Regions from separate parts of the Homo sapiens genome. Here region 2 is linked to region 1. The links are chromatin contacts, found by Hi-C or POLR2A ChIA-PET in ENCODE. All regions are on one chromosome and are shown on one strand. Each heading gives the region's core, a stretch centred on a gene start or an enhancer-like site at or near the end of the contact. The rest is flanking DNA. Distances are from core to core; before and after follow the strand shown. Region 1 has its middle 62 kb from the start of TMEM100. Region 2 overlaps PCTP (phosphatidylcholine transfer protein).

Region 1 (5,713 bases), core at 2,123-4,622:
AACACAAAAACCTGTATTATAAGGAGCTCACTGGTGCTTGCATCTGCACTTAATTGTAGAAAAAAATATAGAGGCCGACCTGTCCACTCACATACATAGCATGACATACAATGGCCATACAGGTGCAGAAACTTCCCAAAAGACATTGGTACACCTCTCTACATTGATTAGTGACAGAGATAAAGGCAGAGACAGAGACAGAGACAAGATGGAGAAGGAGATGGAGATGGACATAGACTAATACATAATGGGGTAAATGTCCCATTTGCCTTTAAAGATCAAGGACAAGGATATTTATTTAGTCATAGTTCTGGAAGGTAGAGGATAAAAGCCAAATTGTTGAAAACCTGGGCTCCTTCTGACATACTCTTTTGATTCCATGTCTTGGAATGCACTCTTGGCTTTTTTAACAACCCCTCAAATTGCTTCTCTTTCTTGATGCACCCACACTGCTAGTGTGTCAACAAAAGATTACAAATTCCTCCTCAAGAGAGCATCAGGGTCAGGCTCAGGCAATAAGGAACCACTTAGACCCAGATGACTAAGGCAAAAATTAGGCACACACAAAGGCAGTATAAAATCCTTAAGGTAAAAGTAAAAAATAAGATAGCCAGAACAGTCCTACTTGAGACTGTTGGAAATGATGTAACACATCATGAGTCCTTTCTTGCTGACCTTGATTCTTTTGGTATTATTATTATCAATACCCGGATTGATGTCATGTTCAACTGTCAATGAGTTAGCTGCAAAATAATTGGCATGCATCAGACTGGGGGATACTTCAGTGTTCCTGAGATGAATTGAGAGAGTGAACAGGAAATAATCTTTGAAGACCAGGAAAAAGCATCAAAGATAGGTAAGCCTGGAATGTCCTTAGGAAGGGGCCTTCCTAATCCTTCTGCCTTAAGAAGAATATCACATTGACACTCGGGCCTGGGAGGAAACTGAGGCCACATGAGGGAGAGGTGAGAGAGGAAAGAACTGCTATTTTTTTAATGTTATCTTCCTCTGAAGCGCTTATACATACATTGATTCAAGTTTGATTTTCACAAGCACCTGAGGTAGGTACTACCTCCATTTTTACAGATGGGAAAGTAGGCAAAATATAGGTAAAATCCATTATCTGAGATTACGCATTTGGTAACTGCTGTACCTGGAACCCAGACACCTCAATCCCATCCTTCTTTACTTATCCAAAGTCTCCCTCCCTAATGGAAAACTGGGGACCTGCCTAGGCTGAGAGTTTCTTAGAGAGGAAGCCACCTTGTGGGAGTTCTTTACTTGAAGTCGTACATGACACTCAGGTCAAGTAGACAGAAACAGCAGAGAATAAAGGTGGAAACAAAGATCAGATATGGGCGCCACAGCCAGTCTCTAGACCTGAGAAGGGTCAGGCACAGAGACAGAAACCAGAGTAAACACAGGGGCTGGAGAAGCAAACTGAGGAGTATGGGGACCATGGGTGAAGGGAAGGAAGGAGGGTGTTCTTGGGTGGATTTTTGGGAAGATGCTTTGGCCAAAGTGGGCTTTCATATGACCCTCAGCATTATGTGAGGCAAGGTCATCCGTGTTTAAAATTCCAGAGTTTGGTTCTTCTTGTTTGTTTTTGATAATTTACTCATTTCATTGAATTCCCACCCTTTTCAGGGTCACGCAAAGATATAAGTTCTCAGGGGTGAGGTTCCAAGGGACTTTATCACTACCCTAGCAGCTTGCCTAATAGTATGCAGGATCAGATATCGAGCAGTAACTATTCAGCTATAGATACCAGCTTCCTGTGTTTGGAAAAGGTAAGGAAATTGTTCATTCATTCTACAAATACTTGCGGAGGATGCAAAAATGGAACAGGGCCATCATGGACGTTCAGATAAAATGCTGGGGGAGTTGAGAGGAGGAAGCTGGCATTTGAGCTGGGACTAAAATCCACCCTAGCTCTCGTATGTGTGTGCAAGTGCATGCTTTCAATGCCTTCTTATAGGAATGACGTTTGCACTAATCCCACTGTATTACAATTATCCAGTTACTTTTCTGCCTCTCTCGATCAAACTGAAAACTCTTAAAGGGCAAGGACTGAAGCTTGTTCATCATAGACCATATACTACTAGTAGTAATAGTATACATGTGGAAAATCTTTACTCAATTTTAATTGATTTTAAATTAATCATCAGACCTAGAGTTTGGAAAACTTGACTCCAATGACAAAAGCCAGTCCTAGGATTTGCAATGCATAATCCTATGCTTTCTCTATGAAATGGCAGGGCTTCTGATGTTACCCTCCTGAGCAGAGTCTACAGCATGGTTTTCTTGAATTTCCCACAGAATCAAAAACAGTGCCACAGACATGGGAAAACTCGACAAATATTTTATCAGAACAATCAAGTGATTTGACTTACAGCAAAACACAAATTAGTGTGACTTCAGAAAATATTTTCATCATATCTTGGTCATATTTTTTCATCATATATAATCCCTAGCAAAGAAACAGAGGACATGCAGACCATATGACATGAGGTTTCACATTAGCTTGATTTGACAAAGATGCAAATAATGCACAGACCATCTGTACATGAGAACCAGATGTCTCATTTGCATTTGGATTTTTCCAGTAGAAATGAATGTGGAGGCTTTGAGAAATGCATTAAATTTATTTTAATTGACATAGACTTAGAATGTTGAGACAAATTATTTTCCAGGCATCAAATGCAAAGGTCAGTGTGTGCACTTGAAGGGATAAAAATAACAATGAAAGAAGGGCAAGGCAGCTGAGGTCGGCACTAGAAGCATCTGGAGGATATGGAAACTATAAGGAGGCAGATATTGGAGGCACAGATAAACACCCAACTTTAACTAATATTGCTTGAGACCATCTCATATACCAGTTGTTGTAAAAGCAACTTCTGTATTCATTATTTCATTTAATTATCATAACATCCATATGGAGAAACTCATGAAACCCCGCTCTGCAGATTAAAAAATAAAAAGACATAGAGACTCAAAGAGGTTAAGCTGACTTGCCCATGCAGCCACAACTTTCAAATCTCTGCATCAGCAATCAAACCTATGACTTGTCGCTTACTGACCAATGCTCTAAAGCAGACAAGGCAGGGAGGAACAGGCAGGTTCCCTGGTGTCAAAAGCTAGCTTGTCACTTACTGACCAGTGCTCTAAAGCAGACAAGGCAGTGAGGAACAGGCAGGTTCCCTGGTGTCAAAAGCGAGACTCCAGATTCACAGAGTCAGCAAGACCAGCCTAACTAACAAGAAGCACCAAGGTGGAGTTTGTTAAAAGGTCTACCTAAGAGAGTAGTCCAGGAATCACAGGTATCAAGTCCTTGAGGCCTTTAGGTAAAACCTGAACCTTGAACCCTGGCAGGGCAGAGATACCGTGGCTGTAAAGTGTGGATGTACTTTTATCCTCTGGAGTCCTGGTCATTTTTGTTCAGTACAAATGGTGAGTCAGAGATTTTGAAACAGCAAAGAAGAGCCAAGCTCTAAGGAAAACTCAAATGGTCTATTTTATCCTGTTCTGTTTCCAGTTTTAGAATGAATACACTTCAGCTAGCTCAGCATTTGAGCCCCCTTGAGCAGAAAGAGTTAATCCATTTGGAATTTCGTGGGAAGCTGGGTTGGTTAGGCTGTGGGGGAAAAAAAAAAACCACCAGCATTTAGCTCATTGAAACAGAGAAGGGGCCTGTGGGTCACTGTTGTTCAGCACCAAGACTAGGAAATGGTTTATTGTACAACATTCAATAAGCATTTTCTCTGAAGGAAGTGGGCTGTAAATGTGTCAAATGACAGTTATGGATTGGTCTCTGGGGAGAGGAGATGTGTTGAATTGCTTTACTTGATAAATTGACTTAGGAATTAAATGAAAACTTCTACTCTGAATCACATGGACCTAGTGCAGTTCTTAATTCTATTCCAGTAATGCTCTATTGAGAATGGTATTCCTTAATATTTGTGTGGTTCTTTATGAATTTTCCAAGGTATGTTTATACTTATCATTCCTGAATTTCTTGTTGCTTGTGTTGAATTGAACCAAATTTGGCCTGAGAATGACTCTATACTTTGATTCCTTATGTAACAACTGCAACCTAACTTAGTACAGAAACTAACTGAAAGCCGACTTTAGGAGTATACTTTTGTAACAAATAGCTGAGTCTTGGCCCATCACAGCAGCTAAGCTCCAATCCATCACTGATCAGACCTTATTCAAATAGGGCAAACACCAAGCTATAACCAATCAAGCTGTTTCTATGCCTCACTTCCATTTTCATAAATGCTGTCCGCCCATGTTGTAAAGGGGAACTCTCTGAACCTCTTCTGGCTCTGAGGTTTGCCCAATTTGTGAATAGTTCTTTGCTCAGTTAAATTCTGCTGAATTTAATTTGCCTCAAGTTTTTATTTGAATACATGGGAAGAGCAAAGCATTATTATTCCCTCTCCCTTTAAAACAAATTTTTTTAGAGATGGCGTTTGCTCTGTTGCCCAAGCTGTTGTGCAGTGGCGTGATCATAGTTCATCGTAACCTTGAATTTCTGGGTGTAAGTGATCCTCCTACCTCACCCTCACAAGTATCTGGGACTATAGGCTCATGCCACCGTGCCCCTCTCCCTTTCATTTTAGATGAAAGAGCAGTGGTACAGGCCAGGCGCAGTGGCTCACGCCTGTAATCCCAGCACTGTGGGAGGCCAAGGAGGGTGGATTGCCTGAGGTCAGGAGTTCGAGACCAGCCTGGCCAACATGGTGAGACCCTGTTTCTATTAAAAATACAAAAATTAGCCAGGTATGGTGGTGCATGCCTGTAGTCCCAGCCACTCAGGAGGCTGAGGCAAGAGAATCGCCTGAACCGGGGAGGTGGAGGTTGTAGTGAGCCGAGATCATGCCACTGCACTCCAGCTTGGGCAACAGAAGTGAGAATCCATCTCAAAGGAAGAAAAAAAGCAGTGCTACAGATAGAAGAATGAATTATCAACATGACCAGCGTGAGGCTGCTATGGATAGTAATAATAAGAAGAAGAATAACAAATAATTTGTTGAACACCTCATACTCAGTGCCAAGCATTGGGCTAAGCACCCGATAAATACTATCTCATTTAATTGTCATCTCAGTTCTATGATATAGGTACAATTATGATCTCCATTTGAATAAGAGAAAAAAACTGAGGTTTACAATGGTAAACATTTACCTCTACAAAGGTTTACTCAAGCAGGCCCCACAAGCAAGAAATGACAGAGCTGGGATTTGAGACCCTGCAGTCTAGTTTCGGACTCATACTTCGAACCAGTGTGCTCTAGCTTCCCTTTCCCTCTCTCCTCCTGCTCCTATTTAGCCCCCTCTCTACTGTGTCCCACCTGGTAGTTTAGCAAGCATCACCTGATTCCAAGAAAGTTGGGTAACATAGAGCTATTGAGCATAAATGATAATGGGTGTAAAGTTCAAGACATGGGAGTTAGCACATTGTAAGTGCTCAAAACAATTGCTAACCAGTATGTAAATGTATGGAAAACAATGTTACTTTTCTTAGCATCAGGATTCCTTTTAGGGAGAGGATTCTAAGTCACTGGAAAGAAACTTTGATCATTGGTTTAAGGGTTAGAGGACTATGTCCAACTGGCAATTAAGCGACCCTACTTCATTCTATGGAAGATGGCTCCACTTACTTTTGGGGCTTTATTTGCTGAAAGGGGTGTGCAAGTTTTCAGTGAACTTA
Region 2 (5,713 bases), core at 1,305-3,804, 110 kb before region 1:
AGGCGTGAGCCACCCGCGTTCAGTCCCACCTCAGTGTCTTGACAGCGCCCCCTGTTGCCCCACCCTCACATTGGACAGTCTATTGCTCCATGCTCTTATACACTAATAAGTAAAGTTCTTAAATGTTTCAGGAAAGAGATGTTGATTTGTCACTGGGTTCCTTTCTCCTACACCTTTTACTTTTTCCTTTTAGCAAATATTGTTCCACTCTCTCCCCCAACTTTCTCAGCTCATGTGATAGATATCATCTGATACTCCACGGAGGAAGAATTATCTTGATATAGTGATTAAAATTTGGCAGAACACCTTTGAAGTGTTGGCAGTTCATCTAATTCAGTGGCTTCCAAACTTTTTTTTGACTCCAAGAGACCCTTTGCTAAAAGGATCTTACATGGAAATTGAACCTGTAAAACACTCCGCTGCTGGGATTGAAGAGCATGGTGAAGGAGTCAAAATCTTACCTAGGAGTCATCCTACTTCCATCCTACCCACCCCCAAAATTCCATCCTAGCCCCCCAGCTTAGTCCTAAGGGGGCTTCTGAAGACCTTACAGTGCCAGCCAAGCCTCCCTACATTTCATTCAACTGCTTCATTTCATAAACAAGGACATTGAGGGGAAGAAGCTTACAGTCAGTGTCCAGAGCCAACAATCAAGGAGGGATTTCTGTGGGGTCTACTGAGATGGGGGAGGCGGAGAGAGCTGGAAATGCAGAGGCCTGAGTTCCAGCACCTGCTCTGCCACTAACCACCTATGTGCCTCTGTCCTATCACCTCTTTGGGAGCCCTTTTTCCTTCTGTAGACTGAGGGAGCTGTAACAAGCACTTTTTATAAGAAGTTCCTTCCAGATCCCCAATTCTGTGGCCTGACAATTTCAAGGCCTAGGAAACTTCTTAGGAAAGTAAGAGCTGCTCTCCAGTGACCAAAATTACAGACACTTCATGTGGTTGGGCCCAGAAATCACACTCTGAGCTCTCCAAACACCATACAAGAAGCAATATCTTTAGCAAATGCTGCTGCAAGAATCAGAGACAATGTTATCTGTGCCTGCTGAGAAACCAGCTCTACCTCTCTGCAATAGACTGCAGCTGAGGAACACAGAAACACTTAGAGGGCCAGGGAATGAGTACCTTGTGGAAAGGATACGTCTCTGTTGGACATGGGAAAAGGGTACTTCACTTCCCAGTAGACCACAGTCTCTCCGTTGCATTCTTGTTCATAGAGTTCTAAAGGAAAGCAAAAGAAGTTAATGCATCTGGAAGCCTTTTTAGCTACAACTAATAAGGGTATGACCTCTTAGGCCAAGCATGGTGGCTCATGCCTGTAATCCCAGCACTTTTTGAGGCCAAGGTGAGTCAATTGCTCAAGTCCAGGAGTTCAAGACCAGCCTGGGAAATATGGTGAAACCCCATCTCTATATATAAAAAAAAAAAAAAGCAAAAAAATCAGCCAGGTATGGTGGTGCATGTCTGTAGTCCCAGCTACTCTGGAGGCTGAGGTAGGAGGATCATCCAAGCCTAGCAGGTCAAGGCTGCAGTGAGCCAAGCCATGATTGCACCACTGCACTCCAGCCTGGGTGACAGAATGACACCATGTCTCAAGAAAAAAAAAAAAAAAGATGACCTCTTAGGTTATGATAAACCACTAACTCATAAGGTATAAAATTCTAGAAAAAAGTCAAACCGATTAATTTCCACTGAAAGCTTATTGCCCAGGGACAGAGTCTAGTGGATAGAAAAACACAGCACAAATAAAAGAAGCCAACAAATCTTGGCCATTCTATAGCATAATCAATATTCTTGATAGAATGCAATGAAACAAAATCAGACATCAAAAAAATAGTCAGAGGTTTTAAATTCAGGATAACCACCAGATGTCACTAGAGTACCAATAGTTTTGCTTCTGAGCCCTTTAATTCCCCTTTAGGATTCCTTGATCCATTACAGCTAACCTGGAACGGAGTCACCCAGTCTAGCACATTCATAGGTCGGATATGAAGGTTCCAGAATGAGCAACGTCCTTCTTGAATAGTTAGAGATCAGCAGAACTATGGCTTACCCCAAGTTTCTTTCTTCTCTCCCATGTTTCTTTGCACTATGCCACAGCTAGGGTGACCAAATTTCCCTAATAATCCTTCCGTCTTACTATTATGTGCAAACAGCAGCCAACTCTTGGAGGGAGATAGCAAAGAAATTTAATGGCATGCACACCCTCTGTCCCCAGACTGTGCTGTGCAGTAAACTTCTTTCTACCTCCAGTTAAAGGAGCCCAAAGTCCCTGGAGGAGATGGTAAGGAGGGATAATTTAGGTTTTGAAAGAAAATCTATTAGAAGCACACTGTAGATTAAGGAGTGTGCCAGCCCATTAAGGTCACAGGAGGCTGATGAGAGTCCTTAAAAGAAAGGGAGAGGTGGACATCTGTTGCTTTTACATGCTCAGCATTGATCGCCCCTTGAGCATCTCAATTTTCCTTCAGGGCATCACCCTTCCCCTACTTCTCAGCTGCATGGTTTCGCAAGACTGACTCTGCAGTAATTTCAGGGCTGGGAAAATGAGCAAGACACGGCCATGGTGACGAATTCAGGGATGGCAGATCTGTCCAGAGTCGTAGTTAGTCACTCTAGCAAGTTGAGAGCAAAAAGTGATTTAGTAAAGCTCTCGGATGGACCAGAGTGAGATTTCCAACCTCAAGATTGTTCCAGCAAAGCCTAACTGCTGCTTCCACTGGATGAGAACCCAGAGTGAAAGCTGTTGATGTTGGGGAGCAAACATCAGAGACTCAGCAGTTGTTTTCCCTAAAGTCAGATGCCATCACTGGTCACTGAAAAATGGATCTTCCATGCTGCCTGCTTCCTCACATGGCTCTTTTCCAAATTGAAGCCACATGTGGGTCTTATTGGCAGAGTCTATGTCACATGACTGTATCTTGGCTGCAAGGGAGGCCTGGACAGACAGTGTCTGGCTGTTCCCTTGGATAGGTAAGCATCCCACTGCCCCCTAAATAGGAAGAGTATTTGAGAACACTAAGTTGCCCAAAACCATGATGAATGTCCACAGAAAATAAGCACAAACTCCAAGCTGAGCTGACAAGAGCCAATCCTGGCATCTGGCTGTCATCCCTAGAAAAGTAGAATTCTCCTTCCTCTGGGGTTATTCATATGGTTAGAATATAAATCTGGATCTTCTGGCAGACATCTTGGCCATGACATAAGAATCTGCCTAGGAATTAGGTCAACACAGAAGAAAACAGAGTCTACAGATGGAGAAAGAAACAATCCTGATGAAATTATTTAAGTTCCCTGTTGCAGCTGTCCTCAAAGTTAGAAACCCCTGGACTTTTTTCAATGCCATGAACTAATAAACTCCTTTTTCTCTTCTTACACTGTCTTTAGTTGGCTTTCTGTTACTTGCAACCAAGAGTCTTGACTAAAGGCTTTATGTGCCTTTGGCTAGTTTCATAGTTCCATTCCACTATGACTGGGTTGGCAGAGGCTACTCCAGCTCTAAGTGGCAGGAGAAGTCCCTGTGTGATGTCTTTCATAACACATAACTTACAGGGAAAAATCTAAGACCGATAGCCTGGTCGCCATGCTAGGCCCTGGAGGATCTGGACCCAACAGCTGCCCTAGTTCGCCTAGTAGTAGAAGAACCTACCCTAGCTCTTCGACTACTACTAGTACTAGTTCTATTAGCTAGTTCTACTAGTACTAGCAGTACTAACAATAGTAGTAGTAGAACTAGTACTAACAGTAGTCGAAGACCTAGGATAGGTTCTCTTACTCCAACCAACCCAACAACACCAAACTGCTGGCGGCTATTGAACATATTGCTTCACGCTTTCCTGACCTTACTAATGCTGATCCCTGAGCCTAGAATGCTCTTAACCAGTCATCCTGTCCCTCTCTTACCTCCTCACATACATGTATTCTTCTCTGTTTGGAAAATTTTGATTCAACTCTCAAACCAAAACTTGGACCGCACCTCCTCCCCTTTCATGACAACCTAGATACATGGGAGGATCACACAACTTAAAAGTGGCAGCAAAGGAGCCCCAAGAGCAAACTGTGGAGAGGATCTAAAACTAGGTAAGGAGCAAGTCCTAGCAATAGCAAAAGTGCATTTCAGTCCAACATTTAAAATGCTTTTGTGCCAAAATTTAATAGGAAGCACTATGTAGTAGAAGTTAATTTTATTTTTTTCTACTGGCAAGAATAAATAAAAATAGATTAGACTTTTTTTTTTTTTTGAGACAGGGTCTCCCTCTGTTGTCCCTGCTGAAGTACAGTCTTGGCTCACTGCAACCTCTGCTTCTTGGGTTCAAGCAATTCTTAGTGCCTCAGCCTCCTAAGTAGTTGGGACTATAGGCATGCGCCACCATGCCCAGCTAAGTTTTGTATTTTTAGTAGAGACGGGATTTCACCATGTTGGCCAGGCTGGTCTCAAACTCCTGGCCTCAAGTGATCTGTCCGCCTCAGCCTCCCCACGTGCTGGGATTACAGGCGTGAGTCACTGCATCTGGTCAGAATAGATCTACTTTTTAATGATCAAAAAAAAAAAAAAAAAAAAGCACTGGGTGCAGCGGCTCATGCCTGTAATCCTAGCACTTTGGGAGGCCAAGGCAAGCGGATCACCTGAGGTCAGAAGTTCAAGACCAGCCTGACTAACATGGAGAAACCCTGTCTCTACTAAAGATACAAAAATTAGCCAGGTGTGGTGGCGGGCGCCTGTAGTCCCAGCTACTCAGGAGGCTGAGGCAGGAGAATCGCTTGAACCCAGGAGGCGGAGATTGCGGTGAGCTGAGATCCTACCTTTGCACTTCACCCTGGGCTACAAAAGTGAAAGTACGTCTAAAAAAAAAAGAAAAGCAAGCATCACTCACCTTTAACATACTGGTCCCATTGTTTTCTGTAATCTGAGTCCATATAGATGTCTGCCAGTAGAGTTGGTGAGCAGTCCTCCAGAACACCAAAGACTTTATACTCATAAAGTCCAGTCTTCTATAAAAACAGAACAGGTAGAAATGTCTATTGGTTCCCAAGTTGAGAGAAAGCTGCATTCCACATAATTAAACTAAAGAGCTTCTGCACAGCAAAAGAAACTACCATCAGAGTGAACAGGCAACCTACAAAATGGGAGAAAATTTTCACAACCTACTCATCTGACAAAGGGCTAATATCCAGAATCTACAATGAACTCCAACAAATTTACAAGAAAAAAACAAACAACCCCATCAAAAAGTGGGTGAAGGACAAGAACAGATACTTCTCAAAAGAAGACATTTATGCAGCCAAAAAACACATGAAAAAATGCTCACCATCACTGGCCATCAGAGAAATGCAAATCAAAACCACAATGAGATACCATCTCACACCAGTTAGAATGGCAATCATTAAAAAGTCAGGAAAAAACAGGTGCTGGAGAGGATGTGGAGAAATAAGAATACTTTTACACTGTTGGTGGGATTGTAAACTAGTTCAACCATTGTGGAAGTCAGTGTGGCGATTCCTCAGGGATCTAGAACTAGAAATACCATTTGACCCAGCCATCCCATTACTGGGTATATACCCAAAGGACTATAAATCATGCTGCTATAAAGACACATGCACACATATGTTTACTGCGGCTCTATTCACAATAGCAAAGACTTGGAACCAACCCAAATGTCCAACAATGATAGACTGGATTAAGAAAATGTGACACATATACACCATGGAA

What was found. A loop is a pair of places that touch in the nucleus more often than their neighbours do. ChIA-PET counts read pairs that join two places held with the same protein, here RNA polymerase II (POLR2A). Pooled maps may share reads with other maps.
Region 2: a loop to region 1 is called in a pooled map, with 2.5 times the contacts of the local background. The contact joins two enhancer-like sites. A Hi-C loop is called at or near these places in 13 of 168 maps with a recorded cell type or tissue (IMR-90, endothelial cell of umbilical vein, heart left ventricle and 5 more), 5 of 37 single-sample maps with no recorded cell type and 27 of 50 pooled maps. POLR2A ChIA-PET finds 5 or more read pairs at or near these places in 2 of 52 experiments (WTC11 and activated T-cell).

The regions. Positions count from the first base shown.
Region 1 is chr17:55,658,395-55,664,107 of GRCh38, reverse strand. No RefSeq gene overlaps it. Among named protein-coding and RNA genes, the nearest start is that of TMEM100, 62 kb to the left of the region's middle. Within about 2 kb of position 3,372, at least 3 of the 41 ENCODE cell types and tissues checked have a DNase peak (open chromatin) inside an H3K27ac peak, as active enhancers do.
Region 2 is chr17:55,766,617-55,772,329 of GRCh38, reverse strand. It overlaps PCTP (phosphatidylcholine transfer protein), which reads right to left. Exons shown (of 6, transcript NM_021213.4): 2 at 4,878-4,995; 3 at 1,145-1,224. Among named protein-coding and RNA genes, the nearest start is that of PCTP, 18 kb to the right of the region's middle. Within about 2 kb of position 2,554, at least 8 of the 41 ENCODE cell types and tissues checked have a DNase peak (open chromatin) inside an H3K27ac peak, as active enhancers do.